Linked DNA regions of Homo sapiens: region 1 is linked to region 2. The links are chromatin loops, found by intact Hi-C in ENCODE. Cell type or tissue: IMR-90. All regions are shown on one strand. Links, peaks and the distances in the headings refer to the core of each region. The heading gives the core; the rest is flanking DNA. Region 1 has its middle 39 kb from the start of SLC28A3-AS1. Region 2 has its middle 91 kb from the start of SLC28A3-AS1.

What was found. Hi-C counts contacts between places; a loop is a spot of excess contacts. Peaks named below come from ENCODE experiments on the same cell type or tissue, not always from the same donor. Only the 100,000 strongest peaks of a DNase experiment are listed, where the experiment ranks them.
Region 1: it touches region 2 in a loop (4-fold over the local background); 4 of 110 quality-filtered maps call a loop at or near these places.

The regions. Positions count from the first base shown.
Region 1 is chr9:84,236,695-84,242,075 of GRCh38, reverse strand. No RefSeq gene overlaps it. Among named protein-coding and RNA genes, the nearest start is that of SLC28A3-AS1, 39 kb to the left of the region's middle. In IMR-90, for the core only: a CTCF peak has its summit at 3,185; no DNase peak of the experiment used is centred there; H3K27me3 peaks cover 23 bases.
Region 2 is chr9:84,184,215-84,189,595 of GRCh38, reverse strand. No RefSeq gene overlaps it. Among named protein-coding and RNA genes, the nearest start is that of SLC28A3-AS1, 91 kb to the left of the region's middle. In IMR-90, for the core only: no CTCF peak of the experiment used is centred there; no DNase peak of the experiment used is centred there; H3K27ac peaks cover 168 bases.

The DNA.
Region 1 (5,381 bases), core at 86-5,085, 53 kb before region 2:
TACATGAATCACAGCTGCAAAGTGCTGTGATGGGGCCGGCCTGATTGCCTGACATCCCACAGAACACACAAAGGCAAGAAATATTCTGCTCTCAAAACAAAGGGAAGACATGTCTGTCTGTCACAGAATTCCCGGCATCATGGAGTACCCTGAAAGGGACACAGACATTTCTGCTCAAAAGTAGAATGCAGATTTCTGAGTCGTCCTGGTATGTTCCCCAAATCACCACACAGCTACTGGGTCCAAGTTTGGGGAAGACTTTGACAACGCTCCTGGGAGCTGGGTTGTCTTTCAAGACCATGAGACTGCCTGCAATGGAGGCATGTGGCTTCAAATTGCCCCTATAAAGTCTGGTCCAACAGTCAAGAGCACTGACCTTAAGGTACCTTGGGTTAAGAGTCTGAAAAAATGGCAGAATTGAGCCTGAAGCTGATCCTCTAGTATCTTTAGGCAGAAACTTTCACAGGGGATCTTGGTCTTCAGTGATAACCCATAGCAACACAGGACAAGGGCAGGCTCTGAGGAACCCCCCAAAGCACTGGAAACCAAGCAGTGCCAGCCGCCATGGCATAAAACCACACCAGATGTCTTATGCTATAAGCCATCATAACAGGCCCCAGAATAGCCTGGTGATTCCCAGGCTTGTACCCAGCTCCTGAACTTGTCTTCCAAAGCCACCATATTCTGACATTGATAAAATGTCAGATATCTGATATTGATTAAAACCTTCCCCTGAGTCTTACCTGTGTCCTGGATCAAATTCAAATGTCTTGCCAAGGGCTTTCCTCTCCCCCAACACTGCCTCTATCCCTACCGCCCATTATGCCCCACCAGCTGTCCAAAGCTGCAGCCTGGTTGACTCTCCACAACTCACATCCTCCACCATCTCTGAGCTTGCTTTCCCAGGCCGTAGTCTTCCAAACTACACAGTAGCTTCCATAGCCTCCTTGAGTAGGTTGCAAGTACTCACCTGTCCACTGAGTCCCTGTGTTCCATGGCATTAGAGGCATTAAATGGTGTCACAGGTCATGTCTTGATTGTCTAATTCTAATGCAATCCCTCTCAGGCACCTGTTCTCCTGAGTTGGTGGAACATTCAATGTCTGTCCCTTCTCCAACCTCACTTTCCTTCTCTCTGATCATCAGGGGTCTACAGGTTCCAGAGGTGGGTGGGGAACTCTCAGCATCTGGCTTCTCTGCTACCCTTGCTCCTTGCAGAGGGCTGGGGGATCCACTGTTGTTCTGTCACCGGTGGGCCCCATAACCAGCTTCCTGAGGCCTGTGAAGCCCCGCCCCAGGCTCCCAGGCCACTCCAAAACATTCTCTGTCACCCCAGGTCGGTCCTGACACCTGAAGGGCCAGGCTCAGTATTCCTAGGTTCTTTCCACTCACACCTGAACCCTGGTCCTCTGCAGGCTCTAAATTCCACCTCCACCCTGGGGCCAGCCTGCTTTCCCAACCCTGGAAATTCAAAACCTTCATTCACTTGCCTTTTCTTTAATAAAAGGGCTTAATTGCCAGTGAACAACCATTTGATGGTCCCAAGGGACCAGACCCTAGACCCTAGAATAGGAAAGAGTTGTTTATATCTCTTAATGGAGGAAGGAGAACAGAGAGTTAAGTTTGTTTAAATGCACCGTAAGTACAATGGGGCAATCTCGGCTCACTGCAACCTCCGCCTCCCAGGTTCCAGCGATTCTCTTGCCTCAGCCTCCCAAGTAGGTGGGATTACAGGCGCCTGCCACCAGGCCCAGCTAGTATTTTCGTATTCTAATAGAGATGGGGTTTCACCATGGTGGCCAGGCTGGTCTCAAACTCCTGATCTCAGGTGATCCGTCTGCCTTGGCCTCTCAAAGTGCTGGGATTACAGGCTTGAGCCACCATGCCCAGCCCATAAGTGCAATTTTTAGATAGCACTTCCATAAAACAGAATTCTTTTGTAATGCATGTATTTATTTGTCAAACATTTATGGAGCCTGCGATGAGCACAGCAAAATGCCAGATGATAGGAATACAGACAAGAGAGACACAGAACCTACCCTCAAGATAGGTCTTGGAAGTATCTGGAAAGCAGCCATAAAAGAGATTTCTCCCACCCACCATGATGAAAACCTGTTTATTATCATTTAAAACCACTTATTACTTGTCTGTATGCAGATAGCATATACTTCCATGTCTTAAATTACCTGTTGGTTACTTTACTTTTAAAAGAGAGGATCGTAAGTAGAATATCTTTAGGGAAAAGCCCATTAGTACCCAACACCAATAATCACATGAGTTTTCACAAGCCTGTGGTTGTACAACTTAAAAATCCTTCACTCACATCATTTGATCCCTCTTGTAGAATTACAAGCCTGCAAGTCCCATGATTACATTTTATGAAGAAAGCAAGCCAAGCCCAAAGAAGTTAATTAATTTCCACGGAAGGGGCTAATCCACAGGGAAAAGGCCCAGGTCTCTCACCAGTGAATCATTTATATCCATAAGCAGCTGCTCACCCTCAATTCAAAACTGTGTTCCTTACTGGAAGCTAACAGGAAGCTGGAGGTGTTGAGCTGCTGGGAAAAGGGGAGTGAATGCTTGGGGGTGTTGTGGTCATCAGAATGAGATTTACCCAGGAAGCTGAGAAAGCTTAAGCTTTCAGCCGTGCACTTGTGCAAGCTCCTTAGAAAGGTAACCCTTCCTGTACATTCCAATTAAGAGACTGCAATTTCTCAATTTATAATTTGTTGGGATCTGTTTTCTCATTTGGAATCAATATTTGTTGTTTTTCAGATACATTTTTGCTGAACTTTAAAAAATTCTTTTTCTTAAATAGGGTCCCCCAACCTGGTTTCTCCTCTGGTTCTCAGTCCTACAGTTCTGTGTTTGTTCAGTGAGGTGAGGGTGGTTACAGGGCACTGAGACACAGAGAAGGGAATCACAGGCCCCTAACATCCCTCATCTTGTTGGAGTAGGTAGATAGACAGATAGGGGCAGGGCAGGATAGGGTCCTGAGGAATGTCAGGCAACAGTTAGGTGACTGTCATGCAATTGTCAGGCAGCTCTTCAAGAATGATGGTCCTGGCTGGTGCCAGAGAGGGGAAAATTTCCTAACAACCAGGAAACATTTTGAGCTCATGGGCAACAACTTCCCAGTAAGATCCTGAGAATTGAGCAAACATGTCCAGGCATGTGCAGTAAGAGGAAACATGGCAGAGTTTGACTGGTATAAGACCTTCCTCTGGGGGCGCTAGACCAGTAAGGAAAAATTGCCCTAAAAGAGCATGTGCATAGCGTCAACCACCAAACAGTGCATGTGGTAATTAGCCAACAGCCCACCCAAGGGGAAGGACGAGGGCAGGAGACTGGGAAGAACCAAGAAACAGTAGCTCTATAAGAGCCCTAAGCCAACAAGCAGGCGGGGTGCTCAATCTTTTGAGTTCCTTGTTTGGTTTCTTCTATATGTACTTTTCCTTGCTTCAATAAACTCTCATCTCTGCCTTCAATCTGCTTCTGTCTCTTGGCTGAATTCTTTCTTCCAAGAAGACAAGAATCAAATACTGAAGACCCCACCTGGACCCACCACCGGTAAGAACCTCACTCACTCCAGAGGGAAACCTCCATATAAATAGCACCTAAAGTTAATAAAAACACCTATTAATTTACTTCCTATATGTCAAAGAATAAAACAAAGACTACCAGAGCTTAAGGGAAAAATTGCCAAGCTAGGGAAAACCCACCAGTGAGTAAAGTAACTGAGGAATTCACAGAGAGGGGAAAGTCAAGGGATTCTAAGTGTGAAAAAGGAGGTTTTATGATGGTTATGCTAATTAAGGATTGAAAATTCTGCAGAGAATAGAATGTGCCCTTCCTTTAGATGCCCCCATGAAGGCTCCAGTCTCAACCTTCCCCTCCCTCCTGTCTTCTGCCTCCTGAGCACCCGGTGTCTTTCCATGTGGTTCTATGTGGCATGGTATGCCCTGCCTCTGTCTGTAGGACCTGTGGGTATAAGAAACCTTGTTTTCCTGAGCCTCTCCACTGCCTCCTCTTATGGCCACACCTGACTATCATTGCATAAAAGAACATGAAACACTTCTATTATTAACATCTGGCATTGGTGGAGTACACTTGTTGCAAATATGAACCAATTACATTATCATCCTAGGGGAATTAACACAGAAACAGAAAACCAAATACTGCATATTCTTTTTTTTTTTTTTTTTTTTGAGATGGAGTCTAGCTCTGTGGCCAGGCTGGAGCACAGTGGCGTGATCTTGGCTCACTGCAACCTCCACCTCCTGGGTTCAAGCGATTCTTCTGCCTCAGGCTCCCAAGTAGCTGAAATTATAGGCATGCACCACCATGCCCAGCTAATTTTTGTATTTTTAGGAGAGATGGGGTTTCACCATGTTGGCCAGGATGGTCTTGATCTCCTGACCTCATGATCTGCCTGCCTTGGCCTATACTGCATATTCTTTCTTATAAGTAGGGAGCTAAACACTGGGGACACACAGACACAAAGATGGGAACAATAAATACTGGGGATTCCAAAAGTGGGGAGGAAGAGAGGAGGTAAGAAGAGGGAAGAGTTGAAGAACTACCTATTGGGTACTACATTCACTACTTAGGCATAGGTGACAGGATCATTAGAGGCCCAAACCTCAGCATCATGCAACATATCCATATAACAAATCTGCAGGTGTATCCCCTGAATCTAAAATTTAAGAAGTAAATTAAAAATTTTTTAAATAAAAAACATTAACTGAAGTTCATGATTTACATTAGGGGTCGCTTCTTTTGTTGTACAGTTCTAGGGGTTTGACAAATGCATGTCATATATTATAGTGTCATCCAGAATGATTTCATTGCCCTAAAAGTCCCCTCTGCCCCTATTTATCCCTCTTCTCCTCTCCCTGAAATCCTAACAACCACTGATCTTTTTACTGTCTCGATAGTTTTGCCTTTTCCAATAAACAATTAGATTTTAATTCTTCTCCCGTGGAGGAATTGAGCTTATGTCTGCCCCTCTTAACTCTTTTTTCTCACTTGAATCTGGGTAGGCTATGACTAGGGCAGAAATGACATTATGTGGCTTTTGAGGCTACATTAGGAGAGGTCATTCAGCTTCCACCAGGTTCTCTTTAGATGCTCACTCTTCGATTCTGCCATGCTGTGAGGAAGCCTAAGTTGCCTGAGGACAGACCTTTGTGGAGAGGAACTGAACTTTCAGGTGACCCCAGCACCAACTTGCCAGTCATGTAAGAGAGCCACCTTACAAATGAATCCTCTAGCCCTAGTTGAGCCAGCCGAGCTGATGCTACATGGTACAGAGATGGCCTGCCCCAGCCAAGCCCTGCTCAAATTACAGACGCATGAGCAAAATAAATGTGTTGTTTTAAC
Region 2 (5,381 bases), core at 157-5,156:
TCCTTTGTTGTCATTTCAACAATGTTCATTGCACCTCCACAGAAGTAGATTCCATCTCAAGAAACCACTTTATTTGTTCACCCATAAGAAGCAATTCCTCATCCTTTCAAGTTTTTTCATGAGACTGCAGCAATTCAGTCACATCTTCAGTCTCCACTTCTAATTCTAGTTCTCTTGCTACTTCCACCACCTCTGCAGTTCCTTCCTCCACTGGAGTCTTGAATCCCTCAAAGTCATCCATGAGTGTTGGAATCAACTTCTTCCAAACTCCTGTCAATGTTGACAACATTTTGATCTCCTCCCATGAATCACACTTTTCTTTTTTTTTTTTTTTTTTTTTTTTGTTTTGGAGATGGAGTCTCGCTCTGTCACCCAGGTTGGAGTGCAGTGGCATGATCACAGCTTACTGCAGCCTTGACCACCTGGGCTCAAGCAATTGTCCGACCTCAGCCTCCTAAGTAGCTGGGACCACAGGCACATGCCACCATGCCTGGCTTATTATTATTATTATTATTATTATTATTATTATTATTATTATTTGTAGAGATGAAGTCTCACTATGTTGTCCAAGCTGGTCTCCAACTCCTGGGCTCAGGGGTTCCTCCTGCATTAGCCTCCCAAAGTGCTGGGATTACAGGCCTGAACCATCATGCCCAGCCCATAAATGTTCTTAATGGCACCTAGAATAATAAATCCTTCCCAAAGGTTTTTTATACACCAAGATCCATCAGAGAAATAGTGATCTATGATAGTTATAGACTTACAAAATGTATTTCTTAAATAATACTTGAAAGTCAATACTACTCCTTAATCAATGGGCTGCAGAATGGATGTGGTATTAGCAGGCATGAAAACAATATTGATCTCCTTGTACATCTTTCTCAGAGCTCTTGGGTGACCAGGTGCATTGTCAATGAGCAGTAATATTTTGAAAAAAAATCTTTATTTCTGCTGGGTAAGTCTCAACAGTGATCATAACCCATTCAGTAAACCAAGGTGTAAACACATGTGCTGTCATCTGGGCTTTGTTATTCCACTTACAGAGCACAGGCAGAGTAGAGTTAGCATAATTCTTTTTTTTCTTTTTCTTTTTCTTTTTTTTTTTTTTTGCGATGGAGTCTTGCTCTGTCACCCAGGCTGGAGTGCAGTGGCGTGATCTTGGCTCACTGCAAGCTCCACCTCCCAGGTTCACGCCATTCTCCTGCCTCAGCCTCCCAAGCAGCTGGGACTACAGGCACCCGCCACCATGCCTGGCTAATTTTTTGTATTTTTTAGTAGAAACGGGGTTTCACCGTGTTAGCCAGGATGGTCTCGATCTCCTGACCTCGTGATCTGCCTGCCTTGGCCTCCCAAAGTGCTGGGATTACAGACGTGAGCCACTGCGCCCGGCCGAGTTAGCATAATTCTTAAGAGCTCTAGGATTTTTGGAATGGTAAATGAGCATTCACCTTTAGGTCACCCACTGCGTTATTCCCCAACAAGAGAGTCAGCCTGTCCTTTGAAGCTTCAAAGCCAGGCATTGACTTCTTCCCTCGAGCTATGAAAAGTCCCAGATGGCATCTTCTTCCAAGATAAGGCTGTTTCATCTATACTGAAAATCTGTGGTTTAGTGTAGATGGTGAAGGTGGTGATATAGTTTGGATATTTGTCCTGGCCCAAATCTCATGTTGAATTGTAAGCCCCGGTGTTGGAGGTGGGGCCTGGTGGGTAGTGGCTGGGCCATGGAGTGGAACCCTCTGGGCTTGCTACCCTCCTCAAGAAAGTGAGTTTTCACAAGATCTGGTTGTTTAAAAGTGTGTAGCACCTCACTCTCTTCACTCTCTCTTTCTCCTGCTTTCACCATGTGAAGTGCCTGCTCCCACTTGCCTTCCACCATAAGTAAACACTTCCTGAGGCCTCCCCAGAAGCAGATGCCACCACGATGTCTCCTGCAGGGTCTGAAGAACCAGGATCCAATTAAACCTCTTTTCTTAGGAATTACCCGGTCTCATGTATTTTTTTTTACAGCAATGGAGAACAGCCTAATACAGGTGGCTTCATCAGTGATCTTAACTAGATCTTCCGGATGACTCGCTACAGCTTCTCCATCAGCACTTCCTGCTTCACCTTGTGCTTTTATGTTACGGAGATGGCTTCTTTCCTTAAACCTTGAGAACCATTTCTTCTGCAGTTTCTTTGCCTCTCTCAGCCTTCATAGAATTGAAGAGATTTAGGGCCTTACTCTAAATTTGGCTTTGGCTTAATACTTATGCCTAGCATTCCATTATTGGAATGCTAAGCATGTAGGGGTTACTTATATGCTACTGCTCAAGATCATCGCCAAGGTCTGATTGCAAAAATTCAAAAAATTGCAACCTCAGGCATAAATGGGTTAAGGGAGTGTTGTGGCTGGTTTTATCTTCTATCCAGACCACTGCAACTTTCTCCCTATCGGCAATAAGGCTCTTTCGCTTTTGTATCATTCGTGTGTTTGCTGGAGTAGCACTTTTAATTTCCTTCAAGAACTTTTCCTTTGCATTCTCCACTTTGGTTGTTTGGTGGAAGAGGCCTAGCTTTTGGCCTGTCTCAGTTTTTAACATGCCTTTCTCACTCACTAAGTTTAAGCATTTCTAGCTTTTGATTTAAAGTGAGAGACATGGGACTCTTCCTTTCACTTGAACACTGAGAGTCCATTGTAGGGTTATTAATTGTTCTAGCTTCCATATTTTTGTGTCTCAGGGAATAGGGACTCTGGGGGAGAGAAAGAGAGATGGGAGAACAGGTGGCAGAGCAGTCAAGTACAACAGTACCACCAAATATGATTGATCGTAGATCACCAGAACAGATATAACAAGAAGCAAAAGCTTGAAATATCGTGAGAGTAACAAAAATGTGACATGGTGGCATGAAATGAGCACATGCTGGTGGAAAAACGATGCCAACAGACTTGCTCCATGCTTGGATGATACAAACCTTCAATTTGTAGAAATGCAATATCTGTGAAACACAATAAAATGAGGTATGCCTCTCTTTGGGGAGCTTTATGCTACCCCAAAACCCTCACCATTCATTGGTCACCTTGCTGAAGCATTTATAATGGTGACTCGAATATTAAAGGGAAAAGGAGAGAGCAATTTAGAAGTGTTTTCTTTAAGAGGGTAAACACGACTTTAAACAGGTACTTTAAAAAATAATTTCAACTTTTACCTTAGATTCAGAAAGTACATGTGCAGGTTGGTTACATGTGTGTATTGCATAATGCTGAGATTTGGGGTATGAATGATCTCATCACCCAGGAGTGGGCACAGCATCTAATATAGGAAGGTTTTCAGCCCTTGTCTCCCTCCCTCCCTTCCCCTCTCCTCTCTAGTAGTCTGCAGTATCTATTGTTCCATCTTTATGTCCACAAGTATCCAATGCTTAGCTCCCACTTGTAAGTGAGAACATGCAGTATTTGATTTTCTGTTTGTATGTTAATTCACTTAGGATAATGGCCTCCAGCTGTATCCATGTTGCTACAAAGGACGATTTCATTCTTTTTTATGGCTGCATAGTATTCCGTGGTGTATATGCACCACATTTTCTTTACCCATTCCACCGCTGATGAACCCGTAGGTTGATTCAATGTCTTTGCTATCAAACAAGGTACTTTAAAAAACATAACTAAAGAGTATGAGACAAAAATTACTCATACTGCTCTTTGGGAGAGAAGAGAGAATGTAAAGTCCTAAACGTAGTATTTATAAGATTACAAGCCAGGAGACTGGGGGGAGCATCAATTTTTTACTCAAATATGGATGCCACGTTCCCTGCTTTCCCAGAAAGGCTTTTTTTGTGGCCATCAGGTGGATTATGGGTATGGGAGCATTTCACAGACTCTAGCATCTTGACTAGGAAGGTTAGTTGCCTTTTTATTTGGGAAGTGATCGTTGCTTCTCAGATTAATAGTATCAGGTCAGAAAGTTCCTTGAGGAAAAAAAACGCAGCCTCTGTGAATGGTTTCTACATGAATTTTCTTCCTCAAGTTCCTACTACTGTTTTTGTAGCCCTGTCTTGGAGCACTTGTTGTAGACTTCTCAAAAGAAGCAAAAACTTTTTCTTACTCATGTATCCCCCAGCCAGAGTCTTGGATATATCTGGGGGCTATATCTATCCCCCAGAGTCTTGCATCAGGCCAGGCACTCATGGCAGGCAGTGGGGAATTAAATTAAGTCTAGCCTCCCAATCCCTACCCTCAGGATTGGGTTATTCCCACAGCTTTTATTCTGAAAGGCTTCTGACTTCTAGGACCTAAAGAGAAGGGAAAGGAGATCCAGGCAAAAATGTCTGTGCTTTAGGCAGATGTCTACTTGGAGTATAGAATTTTGAGCCCTTACCTCTGGGCTTGCTTGCAAAGACGCAACAGAGGCAACAGGAGCAAGAACAATGTCCTGTGAGCCACAGGGAATTCGAATGTTTCCATAAGGAAACACAGCTCGCTATGCCCATCCAATTTGCAAAATCCATTTAATTAACCTTTCCAAGATGGGTGTAAGCCAGAAAAAATTGACATAAAAAGACAAGATGTTGATAAAGATCAAAAACTTCTTAAAGCAAGGGTTAATGTACTCAATTGGATCTATTAAATGTTGAAATCAAAGACTTTTCAGAGGCTCTGCCATCTTGAAATTATAATAGGATTAAATGAGAAAACATGATTTGATACAAAACTTCTCTCCATACATACAGCTTTTTAGGAACACGTTATGCATGAAAATGAAGCAAAGTTTTATTGCCCAGGAAAAGTCACATACTGCTCTTAAGTAGGGTCCCCTTGGGCTGCAACAGTATGACTTTAATAGGACTAGATATGATGGGTAGTACTAAGAACGCACTGCACTGTCCAATAGAGTGGCTAATAGCCACGTGTGGCTCTTTAATTTTTAATTAGTTTAAATTATATTTAAAATTCAGTTTCTCAATTGCATTAGCCACATGATGAATAATCAATAGCCAGGTATGGCTACTGGCTGCCTTATAGCACAAAGAGAGAACATTTCCATCACCATGGGAAGTCCTATCTGGCAGCGCTGACCTATAGCAAACATGAAATGACAACTTTCGACATCAAGGAGAAAGTATTTAATACTTAGTATTCAGAGCTTAGAGAAAAGCTTACTAGACATCAAAGAGATTTTAGAGACAACACTGAATACATTAAAGTGATGAAGATTAGATTTACCTTAAAATACACAGATGTCTTTAAATGAGTTGCACTTACGAGTAACCGATAAGCTTTTAAAAATAGCTAACATAAAAATAATTTTCCTAAAGGATGTTTAAAAATAGTTCACCCTTAAAGTTGGCTTCCTCTAGTTTTTATTGGTCAACATCTTAGCATCTGCAAAGTGTTTTACAATTTA